Regions from separate parts of the Mus musculus genome. Here regions 2, 3, 4, 5 and 6 are each linked to region 1. Evidence: chromatin loops called from intact Hi-C (ENCODE). Cell type or tissue: heart. All regions are shown on one strand. Region 1 overlaps Wt1 (Wilms tumor 1 homolog). Region 2 overlaps Pax6 (paired box 6). Region 3 holds the start of Pax6 (paired box 6). Region 4 holds the start of Eif3m (eukaryotic translation initiation factor 3, subunit M). Region 5 has its middle 36 kb from the start of Them7. Region 6 overlaps Them7 (thioesterase superfamily member 7).

The links. Peaks named below come from ENCODE experiments on the same cell type or tissue, not always from the same donor. Only the 100,000 strongest peaks of a DNase experiment are listed, where the experiment ranks them.
Region 2: a loop joins it to region 1, with 6 times the contacts of the local background. A loop is called at or near these places in 15 of 42 quality-filtered maps.
Region 3: it touches region 1 in a loop (6-fold over the local background); 18 of 42 quality-filtered maps call a loop at or near these places.
Region 4: it touches region 1 in a loop (2.8-fold over the local background); 5 of 42 quality-filtered maps call a loop at or near these places.
Region 5: it touches region 1 in a loop (2.2-fold over the local background); 4 of 42 quality-filtered maps call a loop at or near these places.
Region 6: it touches region 1 in a loop (2.5-fold over the local background); 5 of 42 quality-filtered maps call a loop at or near these places.

The regions. Positions count from the first base shown.
Region 1 is chr2:105,128,159-105,132,158 of GRCm38, forward strand. All of the region lies in intron 1 of Wt1 (Wilms tumor 1 homolog), which reads left to right. Among named protein-coding and RNA genes, the nearest start is that of Wt1, 3.6 kb to the left of the region's middle. In heart, a CTCF peak has its summit at 2,256 (motif pointing left); a DNase peak (open chromatin) is centred at 2,273; H3K4me3 peaks cover 2,746 bases; H3K27ac peaks cover 1,464 bases; H3K27me3 peaks cover 3,664 bases.
Region 2 is chr2:105,686,187-105,690,186 of GRCm38, forward strand. The region is part of intron 6 of Pax6 (paired box 6); the gene reads left to right. Among named protein-coding and RNA genes, the nearest start is that of Pax6, 12 kb to the left of the region's middle. RefSeq lists enhancers at 609-942, 1,860-2,598, 3,741-4,000. In heart, a CTCF peak has its summit at 1,552; no DNase peak of the experiment used is centred here; H3K4me3 peaks cover 2,848 bases; H3K27me3 peaks cover 3,786 bases.
Region 3 is chr2:105,673,343-105,677,342 of GRCm38, forward strand. It overlaps Pax6 (paired box 6), which reads left to right and starts at 2,402. Exons shown (of 12, transcript NM_001310144.1): 1 at 2,402-2,630. RefSeq lists a promoter at 1,882-2,463 and a cis regulatory region at 1,882-2,016. In heart, no CTCF peak of the experiment used is centred here; DNase peaks (open chromatin) are centred at 559, 1,649 and 2,079; H3K4me3 peaks cover 3,426 bases; H3K27ac peaks cover 365 bases; H3K27me3 peaks cover 3,251 bases.
Region 4 is chr2:105,014,712-105,018,711 of GRCm38, forward strand. Eif3m (eukaryotic translation initiation factor 3, subunit M) reads right to left here and starts at 2,316. Exons shown (of 11, transcript NM_145380.2): 1 at 2,235-2,316; 2 at 59-191. The coding sequence starts at 2,276. Gm38521 (predicted gene, 38521) reads left to right here and starts at 2,410. Exons shown (of 2, transcript NR_165821.1): 1 at 2,410-2,492; 2 at 2,959-4,000. In heart, no CTCF peak of the experiment used is centred here; a DNase peak (open chromatin) is centred at 2,380; H3K4me3 peaks cover 2,315 bases; H3K27ac peaks cover 1,470 bases.
Region 5 is chr2:105,186,465-105,190,464 of GRCm38, forward strand. No RefSeq gene overlaps it. Among named protein-coding and RNA genes, the nearest start is that of Them7, 36 kb to the right of the region's middle. In heart, CTCF peaks have their summits at 1,998 (motif pointing left) and 3,066 (motif pointing left); no DNase peak of the experiment used is centred here.
Region 6 is chr2:105,228,171-105,232,170 of GRCm38, forward strand. All of the region lies in intron 1 of Them7 (thioesterase superfamily member 7), which reads left to right. Among named protein-coding and RNA genes, the nearest start is that of Them7, 5.8 kb to the left of the region's middle. In heart, a CTCF peak has its summit at 2,351 (motif pointing left); a DNase peak (open chromatin) is centred at 421; H3K27me3 peaks cover 684 bases.

The DNA of each region.
Region 1 (4,000 bases):
TGAGGCTGGGGAAAGGTGGCCTTCTTCCTTTCCGCGCTCCTTGGAGGTTTCCTAGTCACGCACACCGCACACCGAAGTTAGGGGAAAGATTTCATAAGGCTTGGGATGAAGAAATAAGAACAAATGTATTGGCGGGTCTTCAGTCAATGCACGAGTTTATTTTTTAACTCTCGCAGGAGCCCGAACACCTCTCTTTCGTTAGCGCCCGGGCGGAACTGTGATTCCTGAGCCACTGTCGTTTTCTTCGTTTGTTCTCATTTGATTTCTTTGCCGTTGAGAATCTAATTTCGTTCGAGTCGATGTTTTAGGAAATTCTTTACTGACACAGACGCTTTTTTTTGGACCAAAAATTCTGATATCTTTGGTCTGGGTGTTTCTGAAATGGGGTTTGGGGGCGCGGAGAGCCGGCACCGATTGGGGAAGGTGCAGGGGGTGCTGAAGGGCTCTCTAGGACCCTTTGAACCCAGCCTGGAGCGCCTCGACCACCCGAAGCCCTAGCGAAACCGAAACCACTGAAGAACAGGAATGCCTGGTCTTGAGGAGAAACCTGGAGCGGACTGGGGGGGGGGGTCCCTCCATTTAGGTCTTTGATAAAGGAAACTAGAGTTTTGAACAAGAGTTGGGGGAAGAGCTTGGTGCCTTTGCAGAGGGTCTCTGATCTTGCCATCTCTTTCCAGTAGGCAGGTGTTACCTTTGGCAAGCCTCCAGGTCAGTTTGCTCGCCACTAAGAGGAGAACGGAGATGGACAACCGGGAGTTTGGGTTAGGCCAGAAGTTATAGGCCAAACGGGAGGAAATCTGACCAGCGTCTAAATACAGAACACACAGCCCCCCCTAAACCTCCCTGGGTCAGAAAAGAAGCCACTGTCAAGCATGTGTACACCTTGAGTGAGCATGCCTGCTACTTGGAGGGGCTCACTATAATCCTTTAGCTAGCAAATATGAATGGGCCACCATCTTTATAAGTCTTTTTAGGCTCTGTGTGAGGCTTAGCATTCTGCACTGCGAATCTAGTAGAAGAAACCTATAGGAGAAGGTGGGTGGGGCTGAGAATTTAAAGCCGGAGCGCATTGCCAGTACACTTGAGGTGGTGGTGGTGGTGGTGGTGGTGGTGGTGGTGGTGGTGGTGGTGGGGGGAACATCCAGGTTCTTTTGGAGTAGACAGGTTGGGCTGCTACAGAAGAAAGCTTGGGATATGAGGATGAGGCCCAACAGGTGAAGGCTCCCCATCACATTCCACTCTTCTCAAACCAAGAGAAGGCCTGTAGGGAGATGTCTCCCGTGTAGCGACATACCCTGGAAGCGGGTTCCTGTCAGGAAACTTACCTTCTTCTCTCCTAGTTAAAACAAGTGAAGTCTGTGGGCTTCCTTGGCTCCTGGGAGCTGAAGTGAGAAGCCTGAAGCTGCTCACATCCACCCACCCCCATAGCAACTAGGAGGGGCCCTCAAGATCTGAGATTCTTTGAATAGTCATTCCTTTTACTTTAGGGTTTCCTATGGATCCTTTCAATATTGCAGGATACAGTGTGAGGTTTTTTGATTAGGAGAAGTTGTCAACGGTCCCTGGAAAATATGAAAATGGCCACCAGCTTGCTCCCACTCTATTGTTGAGAGGAATTCAAGCTGCCTCTGGTTACCTGTTTGCCAGCCTGGGAGAGCAACTTTGACACTCGTCCTTCCTTCCTCAGTTTCTTAAGGACATTCACCCCCCCATTTCTTCTATAGCCAACACCATAATCTTATAAAACATTAATTTAGCAAAAAGCAAACCTTTCTTGGTGGGGTGCAGTGGGGCTGTAGAGTATCCATTAAGACAGCTAACGGCTATAGGAACCTTCTCAAGAAGCACTGAGATCTAAGGACCCTCTTAATACTGGGCGCCTAAATCCAGTCACTTGGAGAATTGACTTCAAGAGGCCTCTTAGTTCCTGTTAGAAGTAGGACTTGAACTCACATTTTCCTCTTATTTTCTCCCAGAATTTTGGCTCCATGGTTGAAATGGCTTTTCTCTGCCCAGCCTAATAGGCCTTGAATTTATTATGAGTGTGAGATGGTTGGGAGGTCTGTCAGGACCCAGAAGTGGGGGTGAGGATTTTCCTAGTCTGGACCAATGCAGGGCTTGCCAGTCAGCCTCTGACTCCCGCCCCCCACCTCCATCCCTGTAGTGCTTCTAGATAGCCTACACCCTGCTGTAAGGGATCTCTGCCCTGCTGGTCCCTTAGAGGAGTCCATTTGTGATGGGGCCAAAGGCGCCCCCCTCCGGTCATATCAAAGACTGTTGTCGGGTGGGAGTGAGGACTCCACCTATCCCTTGGCAACTGAGTTTTCCGGAACACCTTCCTGGCTTAGCCTGCGGTAGAATCTCCCCCTCAGCTCTCCAGGGCCAGGCTGGAGCAGCCTGTTCCGGGCTCCTCTGCAGTAGAGGCAGGGGAGGAGAGCTCAGAGCCTTATTCTCCTTCCCGCAATGTCAAGGTTGTTCTCCCCTCCCTGGTCCAGATCAACCGTGGGAAAGTGGCTACCTTGGCTGCGAGGGCCTCTCCCTCCGAGGCCTGGACAAGAAGCCTTTGAACACTCTGAAACTTCGCGAAGTCAGCAATCTCTCTGCCGGCCCCCACTCACGCCCTCCTCGAGATGGGCTCAGCTCAGTCCTCGGGTACAGCGGGTTCCTAATCAGCCCGAGCTCTGATAAGCTTCTAATTAAAAGAGCTCTCCCTCGGATCCCGCTGCCTTCACTGCTGCCCCTCCCAGGAGACCCGAGGGAGGGGCTCAAGGTTGTCGCTGCCCGCCAAGGTTTGCGGGTCTCATCTATGAGAAGGCCAGTAGGAAGCCTTGCCGGGTGCCCGCTTCCTCGAGCCGGAGTTCCGGACTGCGGAGCCGAGGTCCCTGGCGTGGGAGCTCCAGCCGGGGCAACAGCAGCTCTCTTTACCAGCGGTTGAGCAGTGGGTCTGAGATTGTGCGTGGCCTGAGATCATTGGCCACTCAGGAATGGAGAAGGGTTCGTTTAGAGAAAATTCCTTTATTTCTCCCCCCCCCTTTTTTTTTGGTTTAAGGACTCTTCACAAACTCCGTATTCTTGCTGGGAAAACCCGGGTGGGTGCCTGGACCCATTTTCGTTTATAAGCTGTAGGCCTCAAGTGGAACCACGCCTTGTTTCTCAAAAGGAAGATTCTGAAAGGCTATATGCACTTATTAATCCACACCCAAGAGGTATTAGGGCAGGGCATTATCTTTCCTCACTTCAGATACAGAGAAACTCAGGGCTTGCCCAGGTTGAAAAGCTGGCTGCTTCCTCAGTCACTGACCAGAGTTCTCAGCCTTCCCAGGGTACAAGTTGGTTATTCCCATAGTACCCCATTTCTCCCCTTCACTGTAAAACACCACAATCGACTGCTCCGGAGTAACCCCGATAGGATGGAAGCTTGTGTTTTTGTTTGGACAGTGGGTGTCCCCTCGGTATTTTGACATTGGAGATAGCTGTCTCTGTACTGAATGAATGGTCTCAGCAACTCCTTATCGATTGAAGGACCTCCATCAGCTGGTGGGTAAAAACATCACATGACATAACTGAGTCTCCAAAGAAACCAGACATTTCCAAGTCAGGTGGGCACTTTGTTCTACTTGGGGGGGGGGGGCTAGAATTTATTGGGATTTAGAGACTGCACAGTAGGAAGCCACTGGGGCTACAGAGGGAGGCTACTGAAGGGACAAGGTGTAGCCACTCAGCTCTCATTCTGTCCTGAAAGGCCTGGCTCCCTCTCCTGAACTTCACCAAGAGGTGGGGGAGGAGGCCCTACCCCAATTAAGTCCCTAGAAGGATCTTTAAGATGTCGGCTTGCACACCAACTTGAGCTTTGGCAAAACAAGTGGGGAATGTGTTTATAGAAACTTAGTAACAATATCGTGAAAGAATAAGATTTTCAAGACTCCCTGTTGATTTTCATCCATTTGAGAGATAGGGGAGGTCACCAGCCTCAGCTTTCAGCAAGAAAACAGAGGCTGAG
Region 2 (4,000 bases), 560 kb after region 1:
ATGCAGTAGTGTGCACTCGCAGTACAACTGAGACAAGTTAACACACCGAGAGACTGCAAAGTAAATATAATTGTATTATTTGCTTTTGAAGTAATTGACAATTATGTAACTTTGAGTAAGGTGGTAGGAGAAGGCGGACCCCCTAACCCCATGTGCATGGCCAGTTCCCTCCCCCAACTTTAACCCATGTACTCCCCCCCCCCCAGTTCCAGTTCTTATTCTCGGTGGTTGCAACTGGTTACAAGTGGGGTAGGGAAACCGAGTACTGGGCTGAGGCTAAGAGAAGAGGTTCTGGGGCCAGGGGGCAGATAGGAACTATGTTTTCCTTTCCCAGGATCTGTGAGAAGGGTGCAGGAAGAAGAGCGGGTGGGTTGGCTCTCTCTCCTTCCCACTCACACCGAGGTAACTTGGTCAAGAATAGGAAACAGTTTACTTCGAAGATTAATCGGTATTTGTTGTGTTCGTGACAAGGAGATAATATGCGGGGATAATGGGACGAGGAGTCTCACTCCCCCGGAGCACCACAGAGCCTGGGGCATAGGGCCGGGGGGGGGGGGGGGGGCTGCCCAGGGATGGCGAAGGGGCTGCTGTGAATCGGTGAGCTCTTAGACCGGCCCCGCGTGCAGGGCGCCTCCACAGAGCCGGGTTAGAGAAGGGAAAATCGGTAACAGTATGCGAAATATCTGGTACAAAGGATGCTTCTGTCACTTGCAAGAATTTGTTATGGGAACAATCCTGTCGCTCTGTAATTGCTCATTAGAGAACGTTTTGTTTCTCATTAAGGCGACATGAATAAGCGTCTAGCTGAAGGAGACAGCTGTAGAAATGTTCCACAAGAGACCTCTGGACACGATTCGGCACCAATTGCCAATTAGACATGTCAGTTTTAAGAGCAGAAAACAATATAGGACGGACACTGGGACGGTAGGGAGAAAAGTGTTCCTTTCTGGTTTTCCCAGCACCGCTGCCGCTCTTGGTCAGTGCAGGCTTCTGATGTACAGGCCCGGGCTCCCTTGGGTGACACCTCGCCGCGGCTCAGGTGACCTCGAACCTGCAGCTTTGAGTTGGAGCTCAGAGTGCTCACAGGTCCAGGCATCTCCGGTGTCTATAAAGATCAGCTAGGAAAAGATATAACCAACCATGCAGGGCCTGAGGTTTGACTCCTCCATGCATTCCCAAAGAACACACCCCAGAGAAGCTAGAACCTCAACTGGTGACCATCCACTCTCCACCCCCAGCACTCTAAAGTTCTGCTAAGCCCTTCCCCGCCCACTTGATCGAAGGTGTCTCGGTCGTGGGCAATAGGCCCAGAAGCTCAGATCTAGGAGGGCTGAGTTCAGAAGCCCTCCACTCCTGTGCTCCCTGGCGTTTGGGGCTCAGGTTTGCATGGAGACCAGGGAATGAACACCCTCTTCCTGTCTCTGGGTGCCAAGACTAAAGTCCAGGGCAATAACTTCCGCTAGAGGAAGTGTTGCCTGCTTAGGGCACGTTTTCCTCCTGGAGAGCTGGACAACTAGAGACTAAAAGGGAAAGGCCTGGTGGTGACCGCTGAGGGCGAGAGGTGGCGCTAGTTCAGGGACTTTTAACTCAAGGCAGCTAGATACTAGAGTGTGCTGGGTCATACACTTCTTGAATGTCCCACCCACCCACCTTATTTACCCCCACCTAAGTGCATTTTCCCCCAGGCTCTCTGCTCCGCCTCCAGTGTGGGGAGGAAGAGTGGCTGGAAAGGAGAATCTTGGGCGTGGGGACTTCGGTCTGTGGTGTCAGCTATCCAGGCTTAAATTCCTGGGGATCTCTCTGGCCCTTTGGTGCTAAGAGGGTCTCCCTCCCTCCCTGGCCTCCTTTCCAGCCCAAGAGGCTGATCTGGGGTTGTAAAGAGTCCATTTCCAGAAGCATAAGGAGAGGTTAGGTCTCTGAGGGAGACAAATATGGTTTCCATCTGATCTACGCCACGCGGCGGTGAATAAAATCCTGACGACGTGGGCTGACAATAACGAGACGACTCTATTCCAGCCCCAATTCTCCAGCGATTTGGTGGTTTTAGGGATCACGAAGACACTTTTTCTCATCTCCTTCCCTCGCCCCAACCCCCATAATACCCAGGCCCTCTATAGGATTTAGTCAGCCTCCTTTCAACAGATGCTTCAATGTTTTGATCTGCGCTCCGGAGCTGAAAAGGTTCCGCAACCGCGTTGCTATCTTTTCTTGCTTGTTTTCCGCCTCACTGATTAAGACACTAAGAAACTAAGGAATGATTTTATTTCCCAGCGTCTTTTTTTTTTTCTTTTTTCTTTTCTGTTTCCCCGCCTCTCCCTCTCTCTTTCTCTCTCTCCTCTTCTTCTTCCAGGAAACAAATCCTATCCCCTGCGTCAGATGGTCCTGGGGCTGGGATAATGGGAGGCGCTTTCACTCTTCTCTGGGATTAGCCTGGGAGGTGCACGGCGCCCATTGAAGGTCCCTTCTTTGCGCCGCTAGGAGGGGACGCCTTTTAAAGGAGATATCTTAATTGTCTGCCACTTAAGTTTATCGTGTGGGGGAATTAGAAAGCTCTAACTTCTATTTTTAGTTTCTTAAAAGATTTAAGGGTGGAAGGTAAAGCCACCAAAGGCGGGGGTGGGGTTGGGGGGAGGGAGCAAAAAACCCTCCAGCTCTATCTAAGTGAGCACTCAGTCACCTGGCTGCAAACACTTGCTACTTTTAAAGTAGTGAACACATTTTCAGGGTTGCTTTCTGGGCTGGTTAAGAGGCGGCGGCAGCGGGCGGGCAGGCGGCGGTGAATCCCGTAGCGTTCTCTAACTCCACTTTTAAAAAGAAGCAGCAAAACGGGGTTTAAATGCCATTTTCCTGCTCCTCTAGACTTTTTTTTTTTTGTCCCTAAATATCATTTTTCAAGGTAGCGCAAATCCTAGGTTTATGTAACCAGCACATGCTAATCTATAAGTAGTGCCTGAGCGTGGAGGACTGTCAATATAACCCCCATGCTTTAAAATGAAGAGGATGTCCAAGAAGCAGATGAGAATAGAGAAACGCTATGTGCTGGCGTCTTCAGAGGGAGACCCCCAGCTTTGTTTAATTGACAAGATCTAACGTGCTAGAGAAGGGACAGGGCTTTTCTTTTGGGTGGAGGCATAAGTGACCAGGCAGGATTGTGTTTTCCAAAAGCAGTAACCGATGGACTTTTTTAGTAGTTCCAACGGGGTGGGGTGGGGTGGGGGACAAAAATGTATCCTCCTTCACCGAATCCGACAATAAAAGGGAAAAGGAACAGGCTCTCATCATTTTCCCCCCTGGGTGGGGGGACCACTTTGAAGAGTCCTCAAGAGACCTGGGGCAGCAAATTAGTACAGCCACTTGTGCCCCTACACGTGAGTTCGGCGCGTCTCCTTCGGCAGGCGACCCTCCCCTCCCCCATTCATCTGAAGTAGGGCAAGATGCCTGCGGCTTGTTTACCAATACACGCTCCCTCCTCCTTTTCCTTTTCGTGGTTTTCTCCCTTCTCCGTCGACTCTCCAGTCTCTTTTTCCTCAACATTTCCCCTCTGTCCCTTCTTATCCTTTTTGACCACCATCTCTTTGGAGCCCTCCATCTTTCTCTGCCCCTCCCCCACACCATCCTTCCTCTTTAGCTTCTCTCCTTTAGCCTCCCCTCAGCCCCAGCTCTGGTCCCCATCCACCCTCCCCACTTCCCTCCACCCCCTACCCTGGCCCCCCATCCACCCCCCCCACACCCCCCAGCCAAGCGCCCTAAATAGCACCGCGGCGCCCGCTCTCCGGACAGTGATTAATGATAGCAGTGCAGAGGGGTTAACACACTTCGCTGAAAAGTCTGTTGACTGAGCTTCTTGTAACACAATGTGGCCCGCTGCACGCCTCGAGAGAATCCTTTTGTTGTCCGTGCTTATTGTGGCCTCAAAATTCTGCCCACGAAAGTTTGCCAACGCTCCTGCCCCAGGAGTTTAATAGTTTCCCTTACTCGCGGGGCATTGTGTGGTGCTGAA
Region 3 (4,000 bases), 550 kb after region 1:
CTTAGGCAAAGCTTAAGAGGGTGCTAATCCACTGGGTTGCTAATTGAGAGGTTGTAAAAATGATATTCGCCGCCTCCAATTGGGACAGTCGCTGGGCACCCCCCCCCCTCATCTTGCTTCTTTAATGCTTGCTTGAGATGTAAAAGGGGAGAAAAGGAGAATGCTGACTTCTCTGATCTGGAACTTGGACTTCAGGCAGGACTTCCTGGGAACCTCTGAAAGTCCCGGTCCTACGAAATCTTTCACTGGAGGCCGCCAACTGCAGCAGTGGCACCACCTTCTTAGCCTCTGGCCAGTGTTTCCTTCTAGCTCCGATCCAGTGCCTTAGGTCCTCCAGAGTGAGCCCAGCTAGTCAGCCACCTTTCCCAAGCTGAGGAGATGAGCAGTTTGTGCTAACCCACCTCTGGCTCGGGTTACGGAAGGCCTCTTCTGTCCCCGGAACTCTGCTAAGGCTCCTTGGGTCCTTATTGCTGGGCCCCAGGCAAGGGCTAGACTAGGATGTCCAAATCAGGCTCAGAGGCAGCCTGCAGCGTCCATCTGGCTCCAACTCCCATGGGGATTCATCAGCGCAGCCTGCCAGAGATCAACTGAGTGAGCAGACTACTGCTGGACGCTGACTTTCGGTTCTTTCCCTAAGTCAAAAAAAAAAAAAAAAAAAATCAAAGGCTTCGATGGTGGCTTTCGGCCTCCTTGCCTGATCTTTGCCAACCCCACTTCCCTTTGCTGGGTTCTGAGTGTGTTCCGGATCTCAGGCCTTCTACTTCTCGGCTCCAAGGCCCGCAGGCTGCGAGATAGCTCCGGACAGCTCAGGACAAGGCGGCTGCCTGCTCCCCTGTCACCTAAACTGCAGACTCCAAGGGACGTCTTTGGAGTGTACTGAGGTGTATCCTAATGTCCGGCATTCAACAAATGGACTTCTGGTGTGTGGTCAGGAGGGAAAAGCCATTTACTTACTGTCCTCGCCGTTTTTCTGGCAACAGTTGAAGGGGAATTGCCTCCGTGGACTGAGCTGACCCAAGAGAAGGGAGTCTTGGCGGGGATACATAAGCACCACACACAGATAACCGGTTCCTCACAACGACACACGTTGACACACCAAGAAAGCCGGCGAGGACACACACTTGCAGAATCTCTCCCAGCATTGGTCAAACCCCACCCCCACCCTCAGGCTTCCACTACTTCCCCTCCCCTCTTGTCTTCCCCTCCTTTCGATGGCTTGGAAAAGCAGCCGCACTTAGTCAACAAATGGCACGTGGGAGAAGTTGGAGAGTGTTTGGTGAGGACTCTTCAGAGCTTTTCACAAGAATCCTCTGTACACAAAGTAAGTGGCGTGTTTACTCGAGCCTCTCCAGGCTGGGGCAGTGCGTCCGCTCCGCTGAGCACGGCGGCTTCGGAAAGCAGAAAGAGAAGAAAATGCCAGCGGTGCGGGAGTGGGGTGGGGGGAAAATGGGCAGGCTCGGGAGGCCTGAGCTGGGGTGACCGCCGGGCCTCGCTGAGTTCTCGGCCTGGAGGCCCTCTTCGGGCCTAGGCATAGTTGTGCCACCATCGCCGGAGTGGGGGCTGCTGGGATCCAGGGACACTCCCGCCTCTTTTCTCTTGTTCCTAAAAGTCAGGTGGGCTAGAGAGCCGCCACCGCTGTACTTTGTGTCCTGGGGCCAAGGCCGAGGTGGACAAGGGGTGGGAAGTTAGGGTGAAATGGGGCGGAGCGGCAGGCCACTGTACAAGAAAGGACCTCGTAGAGATGGTGAAACTTGCTACCTCCACGGACTGAGAACCCCTGGCCCAGCTTGGGGTTACGGGGGCAGCATGCTTCCAGCTCAGAGGCCTCCATTAGACTGATCAAGTTCGCGGCCGCAGCGCTGGCCGCCGAAGCGCATGGAGCGGGAGACCTCGGCGAGCGCCAGAGCCTAGGAGCGGGGGGCCCAGCGCCGGAGAGAGAAGCCGGGACCCACCGGCAGAGCCGAAAACAAGTGTATTCATATTCAAACAAACCGACCAATTGCACCAGGCAGGGAGAGGGAGCATCCAATCGGCTGGCGCGAGGCCCCGGCGCTGCTTTGCATAAAGCAATATTTTGTGTGGGAGCGAGCGGTGCATTTGCATGTTGCGGAGTGATTAGTGGGTTTGAAAAGCGAACCGTGGCTCGGCCTCATTTCCCGCTCTGGTTCAGGCGCAGGAGGAAGTGTTTTGCTGGAGGATGATGACAGAGGTCAGGCTTCGCTAATGGGCCAGTGAGGAGCGGTGGAGGCGAGGCCGGGCGCCGGCACACACACATTAACACACTTGAGCCATCACCAATCAGCATAGGTGTGCTGGCTGCAGCCACTTCCCCACACTCTTTATCTCTCACTCTCCAGCCGCTGACAGCCCATTTTATTGTCAATCTCTGTCTTCTTCCCAGGGATCTGAGAATTGCTCTCACACACCAACCCAGCAGCGTCCGTGGAGAAAACTCTCACGAGCAACTCCTTTAAAATACCGTCATTTCAAACCGTTGTGGTCTTTAAGCAACAACAGGGGGGGGGGACCCAAACAACAAAAACCAAAAAAAAAAAAAAAAAAAAAAAAAAAGCCCTCAAAACTCTTGACAGGAGCCTTGACAACGACGAAAGAGAGGATGCCTCTTAAAGGTGAGTCCCGCTTCTTTCTTCTCAATTTCTTTATATTTCAATATCCTGGCAGGTCTCTCCCTCTCTTCTTTCCTCCCCTCTCGCCGGTCCCCTCCCCCACTGCTACGCCGGGAGAGTTGGGCCTGAGAAGTTTCCACGCAGGAGCCCAAACTTTCTACTTCCAGCGAAAGCCCGCGTCGGAGGGCGACGGTCCGCGCGAGCCACAACAGCGCGGATCTTCAGGCAGGCGGCTGGCTCTGCACCAGCGCAAGTGCGGCTGGAGCTCTCGGAGAGCAGCTAGGCTGCAGGGCGCCCCCGCAAACCGCAGCTCTCAGCTTCAGCGCCTCCAAAAGCTCGCGGTCAGCGCAAAGGGACGTAGAGGCTCCTCCGTGCCCCAGGCCGCGGAGAGCAGCCGCCGGCGATGCTTTTGTCCAGCCCGGGCCGAGCCAGCGCGCAAAGAGCGCCCAACCAGCCGACTCTCCGCGCCGCCTCCCGCCAGCCCGCGCTCCGGCTTTGTGCAAGATTCTCCCGGCACAGAACTGCCCGCAGCACTCGAGCACCAAAGGGTCATCGCGCCCTCCGCCAGCCGGAGCCGTCTGGATGGGCACCACGGCCGTGCGCCGGAGGCCACGAGGGACCCAGAGCGAGAGCGGGCGGTGAAAGAAGCCACTAGGCCGAGGCGGTCGGATGCGCTCTGCGAGGGAGCTCCGAGCCGATCGCAAGGACTGCCAGCTTCCATCCACCCCCCAGGGCCCTCGCCTCCAGCCTCAGCCGAGCGCTGAGCTCAGATTTGGAAACAAACGCCCTAGCTCTCCCGGCTTCCCACAACTCTATCTTGCGAAAGTTGGTGTGTTCCCTGTCCTGTGGACTCCCACCTCCAGCTCTTGGTGGGTATTTTCCCGTGTCTCCATTGACCAAGCTGTACCCCGTGTTGCCATTTCAACAAGTTTCGAGCTGGAAAGGCGGTTTGCTCCCCCTTTTCGAGTGTACTGATATTTTTCTTTGTGTGGCCTAAAGGGGGAAAAAAAAAACTACAAGAAAGCACTGGCTTTCCCTCTCCTCGGATCGCGTCCTCTCCCTGCTAATTAGTCTGAGTAATTCGAGAGCTTTTGGATTCTAAGACCCCAGGAGGAAAAGTGGCTTTTCAAAGTTCAGAAAGTTGTTGCCTCTTTCCCGGGGCAGATCTCCTCAGTCTCCCTGAGCCATAATAGCCTCGAATTTTAGCAAGTGTAATTGAGGGAAATGGAGTTGAATTTCAAGTGGAAATGCTTTCTTTTTCGAGTGCTAAAAAACCTGGCCTTTCATTAATGAGCTTTCTGAAAAGTTTAAAAACAAAGTGAATGCTCTCTCTCTCTCTCTCTCTCTCTCTCTCTCTCTCTCTCGCCATTTTG
Region 4 (4,000 bases), 110 kb before region 1:
AAAAACTTTAAGGTAGAGAACTTGTAAGAAATATTTTGTAGAATGAATTAAAACAAACCTTTATCATCTTCCTTCAGACACACATCACAGGCTTCAATAATCTGAGCTAAATCTACATGAAGTCCACCTTCCGAGTTTTCTTCTGAGAGCTCAGCTCCTTTTGATTTCAGATAAGCTCGAAGTTCAGCAGCCTATGAATCAAACAGGGTTGCTAAATCTCTAGATCCACTTGTAAAAATCAAGTTATGATAAAACACAAATATCAAACTCATCTGCCCTGCTTCCAAAGTAACATGCAAGTGCTAACTAACTACCCTCCAATTGTGTTGATTCCCTCCCTCCCTCTACAAAGTCCACGCAGACACATAGTTCACAAAGATCATATTCAGTTTCCTGCCACCTGTATCCACTGGACTTCCAGTCTATAGCAAATGCTTTACTTATTTCATTTAAGCGGTCTCCACTGGGAGGGATGGGGACTAAAGATACATCAATCTGACTTGGCAAAGTTGAAGAGGTTTTTTTCCCCCAGTAAGTGAAAATTTTATAGCTGTCAAATGTATATATAAATAGCACTACTAAAATCACAGTCATCATCCGGACAATAGTCTATTCATTTGCTAATAACTTGAGAACCATTTGAGACAAGCATTTTGGGAGATACCAATATAAAAAGATAATGCCTGTCAGTGCAGCCTGCATGAAAGTGTATGTGTATCAAATTGTCTATCAATGCACTGTATAACAAATATCTTAAAACATAACATCACTCTCAGAGGCAGAAAGCACTTTTGGTACTATCAAAATAACTACTAAAATAAGTCATTTGGATGTTTCCTACTTTACTCTCTAGTTAGGATCTTTAACAACGTTTTTCCTTCGATGGTTTAACATTCATGCACTGAAACAGAAATGTAGATGACTTAAAGCTAACAGAATAAAAACTTAAAGAATCACAGTATAAAGCGTTCCATTAGAAAATGCACAGGTGCCAGGGTGAGGTGGTGGGCAGGGTGAGGTGACATATAACTGTGACCACAGCACTTGAGGCAGAGGCAGGGGGATCTCTACAGGTTCCTGGCCAGCCAAGGTTTAACAAGCCATAGTGAAACACTTCCCAAATATCAAAACAAGAAGGGGGTTGGGGAAAGAAAAAGCACGGATGTCAAATTGTCTGGACAAAGCCAAAAGAGCCTTGGGGAAAATAACCAACATTTTTAATCCCACAAATGTGTTTGGTGACCTCAGAAACCTAACAAACCCTTAGGTCTGATGGAATTATTTTTCCAAACAATAGCATAGTAATTTTATACAGAAGATGGCATGGTATTATAAAAAAGATATTTTGAAAACTCAAGTGTCATATTAGAAAAAGCAAAATAACAGCAGAAATCATTCTTTTTCTTTATGACACAAATATATAATCTAACCAAGATGTAAAGAAAGCATTTGTTCACTTCCTGCTTTACAAATCTTTTTCTAAGAATTAGTTAAGTTTAATGTTTTTATATCATTCTTGCTGACAACAAGACACTCTACAATATGGCCAATGCCAAGGCTCTATTCAGCCCCTGGCCTGAAGTACCTTTTTGGTAAATACTAGTCAATGCCTGGGAACTCTAGCTTCCTCTGCTGTCAAATACTCTTAATGCGGCATCTTTCTATGTGTGCATAACTTCCTTTCTTCTCCTGTGTAACATATGGAACCCCAAGTTTCTGTCAGTGGGTATTATAAAAGCGTATGCATGCTCACGAAGAACAGTTTGGGTTGTAGAAAATTAAAAGACTGTCATCCCAACAATTAACCTCCTGTTACAGAAAAAGGAGAAGCCATCTGTCCTGTACACCCAGGTGTAAACCCCAATTAGTGAACTTCAAAGTGTCCAGGATGGCCCGCCAGATGCTCCTGCCTCCCAGCCGCCTGGGAACAGAAAACGCGAGCCAACTAGTAAAATGCATGCCACCGTCGCCTGTGGCCGCGGAAGGCCCGCATTCACACGCTCAAAGTTGCTCCTGCGGGCCACACGCGAACTTAGCAGACGCTGGTCCCTGTCCCCGAAAAGTTCTGGGTCGTCATCGACGACTGCGGACGAGCCCTGGCGCCCACCGGGCCCGCATCCGGACCCTCGGCCGCGCACGCGCCGAGACCCAGGTCAGGAGAGCGCGCTCCCCCTCACGGGCTCCGTCCCGGGAATCCCCCGCACCCGTTGCCCCGAGGGCCCAGCATCGTGCACCTGGTCTTCCTCGCTGATATCGATGAAGGCCGGGACGCTCATGGTGAAGGCCGGGCTGCGGAAGACGCTCCGATCCAGAAACACGCCGACCGGAAAAGAGAGCGGTGCCGTACAGGGTTACGCACAACCGCTTCCGGGTCAGCCACAGAGGGCGGGCCTCGTGGGCGGGGCCCACAGTACTACTTCCTCCCCGCGGGCCTCTGCTTCAGCTCCTCGCAGGCTCCTACCTGAAATCTTCCCCTCTCCCCGGAAACTTAGGTGGGTTGGGCTAAAGTGTCCTCTGCCCGCCTGCTGCCTGCGGGTCACGGAACCCTACCTGGGCCAAAGCTTCGGGAGCCTAGAGAGCTCTTGCTGCCTCTGAGAGCTTTCCAGGTGCCCCCTGTCCCTAAAGCCTTGGAACTATTTTTTTTTTCCCCTGTGTTATGCTTCCCAGTTTGCTGGTCCAGTTGCTAGGCCATGCTCCTTGCTAAGTAAGGGTGACTAGTTTTCAAAGAATGCTCCCACTTAATTAATAAGGACTTATCCAGAATACACAGTGCCTCAGTGTATGTTAGGGATTGACTCCAGGATCCCTCCTCTAAGGATTCCAGAATCTATGGGGCTCAAGACGCTTACATAAAAATGGCTTAGTTCGTGTCTATATAACCTCCTGTGTACTTTAAGTCATCTCCAGGGCACTTAAAATAGCTAATCCAATGTAAATTCTATGTCCTCTGTTTTCTAGGGAATGACAAGGTCTGCGTATTCAGCACAGATATTTCTCCAGAATATTATAGTCTGCAGTTGATTGAACCTGGATGCAGAACTTGGAGCCATGAAGATCAAGAACATTGTAAATGCAACAATAAGGGGGAAATGCAATTAAAAAGTGGGCTGAAAAAGTAAAAACAGACTTTATTAGAGAATATACACATGGTATCCTCAGTTGATAGAATGTCCCCAATAAATGGCCTGTCAGGTATTTTCTTCCTTAATGATTGACATGGGAGGGCCCAGCCCACTGTGGGTGGTGCCACCCTGGGTAGGTGGCCCTGAGTTGCATTGAAAAGTAAGCCAAGCTAGCCACAAGGAGCAAGTCAGCAGGCAGCGAGCAAGCCTCTGCTTCAGTTCCCACCTCCAGGTTCCTGCCTTGGGTTCCTGCCATGACTTTCCTCAGCGATGGAGGTTAACCTGAGAGTTGTCAGATGAAATGAACCCTTTTTCCCCAGGTCGGTTTTTGGCCAATATTTTATCATAGCAATGGGAAGCACACTAAGACAATCTTCCTGGAGTACTGGGTTACAATGTGGAATGAGTGTGTGTGGGGGGGTACGTTCTCAAGGAAGAAAAGGAAGAGAGACTGGTTGAAAAGAGGGGAGCAGATTTCTGAGGGGGGAGAGGAGAGAAGAGAGGGTGTAAGAGGAGAGTGGGGCGCTGAGCCAGAACATATTTATTAGAATGGTCTTCTCAGAATTTCAGGAGGGAGAAGATACCCAGTGGTCCTGTAAACACACTAATATACTAGTTAACTAGGCCAAGGCCCGGGCACTGAAGCTGGAGGGCAACCCTTGCTCATCATCACAGCAATCTTTGCTTTGAATTTTGAAAGGTGACTTTTTTTTTCTAAGATTAATACTTTTCAACCTTGCTTTCAGCTTCTTTCCCCTTTCTTGATGGAAATTTGTTTCAAATGTTAATGTTGCCAGCTTTTTCTTCAGTATTTTATTTTAACTCATCAATAAGTCTTTCTTTAAAAATACATATATTTTGTTGAACATTTTAAAACC
Region 5 (4,000 bases), 58 kb after region 1:
AACAGAACTGAAAAGATTCTGAGGGTTAAAGGATTGGGGCGTAAAAGAAAACGTGTAGCCCAGTCTCCTTGTACAGAGAGAGACTCATACTCCAACATTAGTAGCAAAGCCAGTTTTAGAGTCTAGCTTTCTGAGCTCCGTGCAGAGTTCAGGTTCTAATCAGCAGGAAGTGGGATCTCCTGGTTTTGGACTTTTTTCCATCCTGGAAAAGCTGGGATGCCATTCCTCAGGAAAGACCATTAGCACTGGGAGATTGGAGCTAAGGAGGTTTCACATGGAGACATTGCCTCAGAGAGTGGCTGCAATCCACTGGGAGCAGGCCTTGTCTCTGGGAACTCGGAAGCTGCTGTATGCTGCCTTCGTCACAGCCTAAGGGGATCAGGGCCCCCAGAGCCGCTGGGGTATACATCATGCAGAAAACTAGTTTTGCTTCTAGCCAAATACATGGACAAGACTCAGAGCTGGGATTTCAGGTCTCTCCAAAGTGAAATGAAGCATTGTAGCAGATAAGACGAAACCTGGGAAGTTGGCAAAAATCAAATAGCTCTTAAAATGAATGTGTTTGGAGCGCAGTGTTGACCATATGTAAAGTATATAAAAACACCGGAAAAATTTATGGGGTGATTTTTCTCCCTTTGTCTTTTCCTGTGTGTTTATCTTGGCCATTGTTTTAATGACTTTTGACATTCTTGACCATTGAAAAGTCTTCCTATAGGTACTGGCTTCATTTGTGTGTGTGTGTTTGCCTTTATTTTAATCTAAAGCATGCAACACATTCGAGTGTGGGGAGGGAAGCGTGAGGGGGACATCTTACCCATCCCTCTGTCTTTTTTTACACTTATTCCTAGTTAGTGTGTAACAGAAGAGTGGAAAAAAAATTACTCAGAGCCAAGCAGTTCTGGTTTGTGTCCAGCTCGGCCGCAGCCATGTGATCCTCAGTAAGTCACTTATCCTCTTGAATTCTCATCCAAAACGGAAATAATAGCAGTACCTGTCTGGATCCATCTGGATCCAATCAGGAGACAGAAGCCACACAGAGATGAAACAGAGATGGTTTGATCCTAAGCTATATTAAAATATTACGGGTGATTAACCAAAAGATGTGACGATAACTCGTCCCAAGAAGGACAACTTGGGATGTGGGGGCCTCCCTTTGGGCTGGAGTTCAGAATGGGCTGGATAAGGCATGAATACAGCTCATTTGCTGGAGAGGTTTCGTGGGTTGTCTGGGCCAGAGCAGACCCGCAGTTCCTGGGCACAGGAAGCAGTCCTGCCAGACAGAAGTGAGGGGGTCTGAGGAGTTGGGATGCTGAGAATCTGCTTCCTGGCAGGGAAACATTTGGTCTAGGAACACAGTGCTGGTGTAAAGGGCATCGTGGGGAGCTGGGAAGACAGTTTAGTTGATAAAGTACTTGGCTCAAAAGCATGAGGGTCACTTGAGTTTGCTCTCCAAAACCCATGTTCAGAAGAGGCCCGGCAAAATGGTCCACACTTGTAATGCCATCACTGAGGAGACAGGAAAGGCCTCAGTGGTCAGCGGAACTGGTGTAATTCACAAGATTCAAGCCAATGAGTGAGAGGGAGGGAGGGGGGGGGTGAGGGAGAGGGGGAGGGGAGGGGGAGGGGGAAGGAGAGAGCAAGCACATGAGGAGCATATACATATTAAACATAATAATAAGAGGATTAGGGGAATCAATGTTCCAGAACACAGAGAGGTCAAGGCTGATGTGTGCGTGCGTGTGCGTGTGCGTGTGTGTTCATGCGCAGGCACGCGCGCCCACACTTGCTCTTGCTCAACAATATGGTCTCTGGGTTTCAGCCAGCTGTGAGAGGTTGCTCAGTGCCTGGGCATTCTGGGAGGCTGGATGGGGCAGAAGGACAATGGACACCCCCACTTATGAAACTGGACACCCCCAGTTAAGCAAAGGGAGGAGTCTAAAATGAGAGAAGGAAGCAAGCACACCAAAACTCATGCCCTCTCTCTATCGCCCTCTATTGGCAAAGTATAGCATTGCATGCTGTAAAGAAATGCTGAAAGTGTTCAGTCTCATAATTCAAAACAGGTTCTGAAGGGAGAACTCAAGAGATGAGAGGCAGTGAATTGACTCGCTGACACATGGCTTCATAGAATCATTTGGATACAATATAGAGTCTTTATCATAATGACCAATAATATTCCAGGCTATGGAATCTGTTCTCTTGACTTAAGGGGCTTGTCAATCTACATTGCTCAAGATATGTGCTGAATCCTTTAACTCAGGTGCATTTTATATGGTGATAATATACACGATTTTACCCGTGAATCTTGGGAATAATTAAGTTATAGTGGGTCTTATGAGTGCAAGACACTGTCTGCATCCAGCATGGGTCAAATGAGACAAGCTTTATAAGGGGAATTAATTTCTGAAGAGGAGTGGAGACTTTTGTACTGGTTTTTGTAGTGTTTCCCATTCATGGTCCTCCCAGATGTTAGATTGCATCTTTATTTGGGAATAGGCCATTGCAGATGCTGTTAATTAAAATGATGTCATAATAGAAAGAGATGTGTACTTAACCCATTGTGACTGGTAATTTTATAATAAGAAAAGAAGTGGAGAGGAGGAGGGAATGGGGGAGGGGAGAGGAAGGAAGGAGGGAGGTCAGAGGGATACACCCACAAGCCAAGAATTGCCAAGCTTGCCATTAAGCCAGAAGCCAGAAAGGGGCACAGATCGATCTTCCCTTCGACTGTCCAAGAAGGACTCAGCCCTGATGCTATGTTGGGGACCTCCGATTCTGCTCTAGGAAATGATCCCTGGGTAAAAGCTCTGCTTGTTAGGGGGTATGCTACCCAAAGCACCCGTTTCAGTGCCCATATTATCTCAAACTTAGCTTTTTCAGGCGTCCACTCTCTGTCTTTCCTTTGCTTAGTGCAATGGGAAAAGTTGAAGCTCGAAGAGCTTATAATAATATAATAATAATAATTTTGCCAGATTCCAAAGGTGCTGCATGATCCACTGTGCTGACCTCATAGAGCAGTTCTGCTGTGTCCCAAGACGCTCTTTTCAGTAGGTCGCCCTCTATTGGTAAGATTCTTCATGGTGTTTGCAAAGGAGGTAACCTGTAACTGAGGCTATCGCGTGATTTGAGTTTCTTTTTGTGCTTGTTCCTATTTTGAGAAACTAGGTAGCCCAGGCTTGGCCAGAACTCATAGCCTTCCTGCTTAGGGCACTCAGGCAGCTAAGGTGCTACTATGCCCTGCCCTAATTAATTTTTGAGTCTTACATCTGACAGTGACCCAGCATTACCTCTACCCTAGTCTTCCTATTTCCAAATAATTTAAATTAATTCTGTCCAAGGTGGGGGGGACATGATTATTTAACAAATTTAACCAATTAAAGTAAAATAGCATAGATTCAATAAATTATTCACTACAACAATATTGGTTTATTCTGGGAATAACAAATGTAACTTTTAAGACATTGTTTCCTACTTAACAGGGAAAATAACTACCTTTGTAAATTTAAAACACCTTTAACCAAACAGCTATAACATTTCCTTTGGTCAAACAAAACAGAATGTTTTCTCATGTTTTTATTTTATTTTTTTCAGACACGCATAAGAGAACATGCTGGGTTGGCAGCTTATAAATACTACAAGTTTGTTTCCCATGATTCAGAGGCTGAAATGACCAAGATCAAAATTCAGCCAGGTTTGGCATCTGGAGAGAGCCAAAACAATTTGTATAATAAAACATTTTTAAAAATCAAATGTAAAGTCCAGAAGCATTCTTTAGTCCCCCTTTGAAAAAGGATATCACTATGTTGTTCATAAACTTATAATCCTCCTGCCTCAACCTTCCAAATGTGGAAATCACAGGCATTACTACTGTGACCTGCTTCCAATACTATTCTTTTTCAAATATATACAAAACTAATTAATTTTTTTCTTGAATGTGTATGTGTGTTTTGCCTGTACATATGCATGTGCAGCAATGCATGCCTAAGTCCCCAACAAGCCC
Region 6 (4,000 bases), 100 kb after region 1:
ATATGCTTTTGCACTTTGCTGATTTTATTTAACATAATGCCTTCGAGGTTCAGCTGTGCTATAGATCAGAACCTTCTTTTTAAGGCTGGGTCATGCTCTACTCTGTAGATATACCATTCATTATTTATTATTCATTCACGTACCCTTAGATACTTGGGCATCTGGATTGCCTGGATTGGCCTTCCATACATAATGGGGATTCCTCCTGGATCTATGTTAATTAGGTCTGAGTTGATAGAGAAATTACAAATCCTTTCACTAAACCAAGATGTCAAATTGAGTCCATAAGTTCTAAATTCCATTTTGAAGTGGCCATGGGTAGCTGTAGTTGTGTACTTGAGTGGGACTATGTGGGAGGAGCTAGGCAGTGACTCCTGGCGGGGCTCCCGATGAATTCTGTAGGGAGAAGGGCTATCTTAGGGGCAGTAGTTCTATGCTGGGGCCCTGTGCAGTCCAGGTCTTGGCAAAGCCTCAGGTATTTCTGTCCAGAGGTTGAAAAGTCAGCTGAACTGGTTGGAAAGCCAGGCCTGGATTGCACAGAGGAGGAATATACTTGCTTCCCAGACACATACTGACTGGGGGCTACTGTTGGGTCATAACTTTGAATGGATAGAAGGGTAGATTAGGAAAAAGCTAAAGGGGGAAGGTGGGACAGAGGGGTGTAATGTAACAACCCTCAAATGTCGCTTCCCTCAGCTCGCCTTTCCATGGTGTCCTTTTCTCCCCAAGGAAAGGTTTTGAGTCAGAGAAAACCAGTTTGTAGTTTGTAGATATTCCATATGTTCAGGCTGCTTTAGCAGTAGGCAGTTGATACATTTTATTCAGGGAGACTAGCTTTGTCTTCTGTACCTGTGGGTCCCCACGTTGTATTGAGGTACTGCAGGCAGCACAGTGTACACTCAGGGTGGCTGAGAGGTCTTTACAATGTTGGAGGAAAACAGCTGTACTCAGCACCTCTGTGTGGGATGTCCATGAACTACTGGCCCGAGTAGTTCATAGTTTCAAAGTGAACTTGCGCAGCATGCCTCTCCATGATGTCATATCTTTAGGATGCTTGGTTTCCTTTGGTTGTCTGATAGACATAGAGTTCCTTGTAAAATTCAGTGGAATAAGAAACAGCAATGGAGGAGACACGGGGGAGTTTCCTGTATTTTTGATTGGCACAGTGGTTATGTGGATATTAAGTATATTAAAATTCATTGAGCTGTTAAAATAAAGAGTAGTGGCATTCTTGTTGATTTCTCAATGCCTAATAAGTAATTGTGATTAGTGAAGAATGGAATAAAAATAGTACATTGAAACTTTCATATGTGCTAATTTTTCAAGCAGCTACTGAATTTTAGGGCATAGATACTTAATTCATTGACTGAACAAATTGAACTCTTAGTATATGTTCCATTCCAGGGCTACCATGCAAATTACTGACACAGTAAAGATACTATGTACCAAGAGAGTGTGGGAATCTCTTGCTTTATTCTATCAGAAACTACCCCAGATGTTGTATTTACTCTTAAGTATATCAGACTCGGGATTGGAGATGAGATGGCAAGAGAAATTAAACACTGCTTAGAGATTTTCCAAAGTAAATTCCTGCAATGGTTAATGTAAATCACCAACTTGACACAATTTAGAATGACCAGGGAAAGTAGTCTCTGTGAGGGATTGTCCAGGATTGCCCGTGAGCATGTCTGTGGAATCTTAGCTATGGTAATCGAGGTAAGAAGACCCACCCACTGTGAGTGGCGCCCTTCCGTGGGCAGGGAGATCCTAGACGGTATAGAGAGAGCAAGCTGAGTGACAGCCCACGTGTACGTGAAGTCACTGTTCTGTGACTACTGCCTCACCTTGACATCTCCCAAATGACGTGCTGTAATCTGGAACAGTGATTCAAGTCAGCCTCTCCCCATTTAGTTGCTTTTGCCGGGATATTTCATCATAGCAATGGGACAGGAAGCTAAGACCCTTGCATCCTTTGGTCACATAATGAATATGGATTGGCTGTATAAAATTTAGAAAGAGGAAACATGGAAGAAAGAAGCAGTCCACCTTCACTCCAGGTCATGAGGACTGCTACAACCTGGTGGATATTTTTTAGATTTTTTTCCCCCTGTGGGAGGAAAATTTAACACTTTACCAAACTTGGATCATATATACTGTACTTGGTTGTTAATTTAAACTTTTTATGGTTTTAGAGTCATCTTCCCAGTCAGTGTGCATACAGTCCAAATCACATGTAACGAATATCCATTGTTACTTTAAATAAACAAACAATTTCTAGGGAGAAAAGCTTCAATTCTGAAGCCTTTGCTAATTGTAGGGTGATTGCACTAACAGTGGCCCAACTCTGCCCCCTTGTGGCTGGATGCAATAATTAATCTTTTCCTATAACTTGTACAGTGTGAGGTAGGACTTGCATTCTGACACAGAGACTGTGGAATGAGATTTTTTTTTAAAGGAGTTCATAGTTGATAAGGAGATGTGAGGCTTCTATAAATAGGTGAATAACTATGAAACAAATGTTCCACTGTTGTCATGGGAGCCACAGTTAAAATTCCATATTGTCCTGATGATTAAAGGTCACGTCACACAGCAGCAGTAACAGAGGTAGCAGACATTATTGATTGCTTGTGACCCAGGAAGTGCTCTTTGCATTTTTCATTGAAAGCATAGAATTTATCTCTTGTAGGCCTTTAAATACTGGTAGAATTTTAGCCTAGAAGGCTGATGAGATGATAGAATGGAGGGAAGGGGGCAGTGCTCCATGCAGAGGATGGAGGGAGGGGGAGGTGCTCCATGCAGAGGATGGAGGGAGGGGGAGGTGCTCCATGCAGAGGATGGAGGGAGGGGGAGGTGCTCCATGCAGAGATGGAGGGATGGGGAGGTGCTCCATGCAGAGGATGGAGGGAGGGGGTGGTGCTCCATGCAGAAGATGGAGGGAGGGGGAGGTGCTCCATGCAGAGGATGGAGGGATGGGGAGGTGCTCCATGCAGAGGATGGAGGGGGTGGTGCTCCATGCAGAGGATAGAGGGAGGGGGTTGTGCTCCATGCAGAGGATGGAGGGAGGGGGCAGTGCTCCAAGCAGAGGATGGAGGGAGGGGGTTGTGCTCCATGCAGAGGATGGAGGGAGGGGGTTGTGCTCCATGCAGAGGATGGGGTGAAGGAGTGGTGCTCCATGCAGAGGATGGAGGGGGGATGGTGCTCCATGCAGAGGATAGGGGGATGGTGCCCCATGGAGAAGCTGGAGGGATCTGCACAGTAGGAACAGGCTTTACAGATCCGTAGGGGTGGAGTGGGCAGTGACAGGAAAGGATCTTAAATCCCATGCTAAAAACACGACGTTGGCTCTGTTGACAGGTAGAGAATCAGAGATCCGAGCTTTTTGATGGACAGTCATTGGATCAGAACTGGGCTTTGGGACAGTTACACTTCAGCAGTGTGGAAGATGAGAGAGTCAAACCGAGGGACCAGTTAGGAGGATACAGCCGTGGTCCAGCTGGGCTCTGATACAGTTCTGAAGAGGGGAAGGAGATGAGTCTGAACTTGGTTAGGATGTTTCTCTTTTCCAGCGGTTAGATGGTAGCTGGAAAGCAGAGCAATAACGTTTCTCCTTTTCCAGTGTGGGTAACAGCAAGGGTTTCTCAGAACAGGAACAAGCAGGATTTGGACTCCATGGGTGGCAGAGACCTGGCTTTGTGCTGTGAAGGAAAGAGCAGCAGGTTTACAGCTGTTTTAAAAGATGGCATACTTGATGAGACAACGGAGCTCAGTGTGCCTCCCACAACGATCAGGTTTAGTTTACGAATGCTTCTTAGTATCCTAAACACCTGCAGTTGTGAAGCTCAAAGCAAGGTCTGCCAGTCTCAGAACCTTCTTGATGGGTTCAGCTGTGTTCAGAGGACGTGGCAGCCGCCTCTGAAATGCAAGCTAGGAACATAAGTCGGTACTTATCCTTACAGTAGGAATGAATGCGACCCCACTCCTAGCGCGGTGTGGTCTGTCT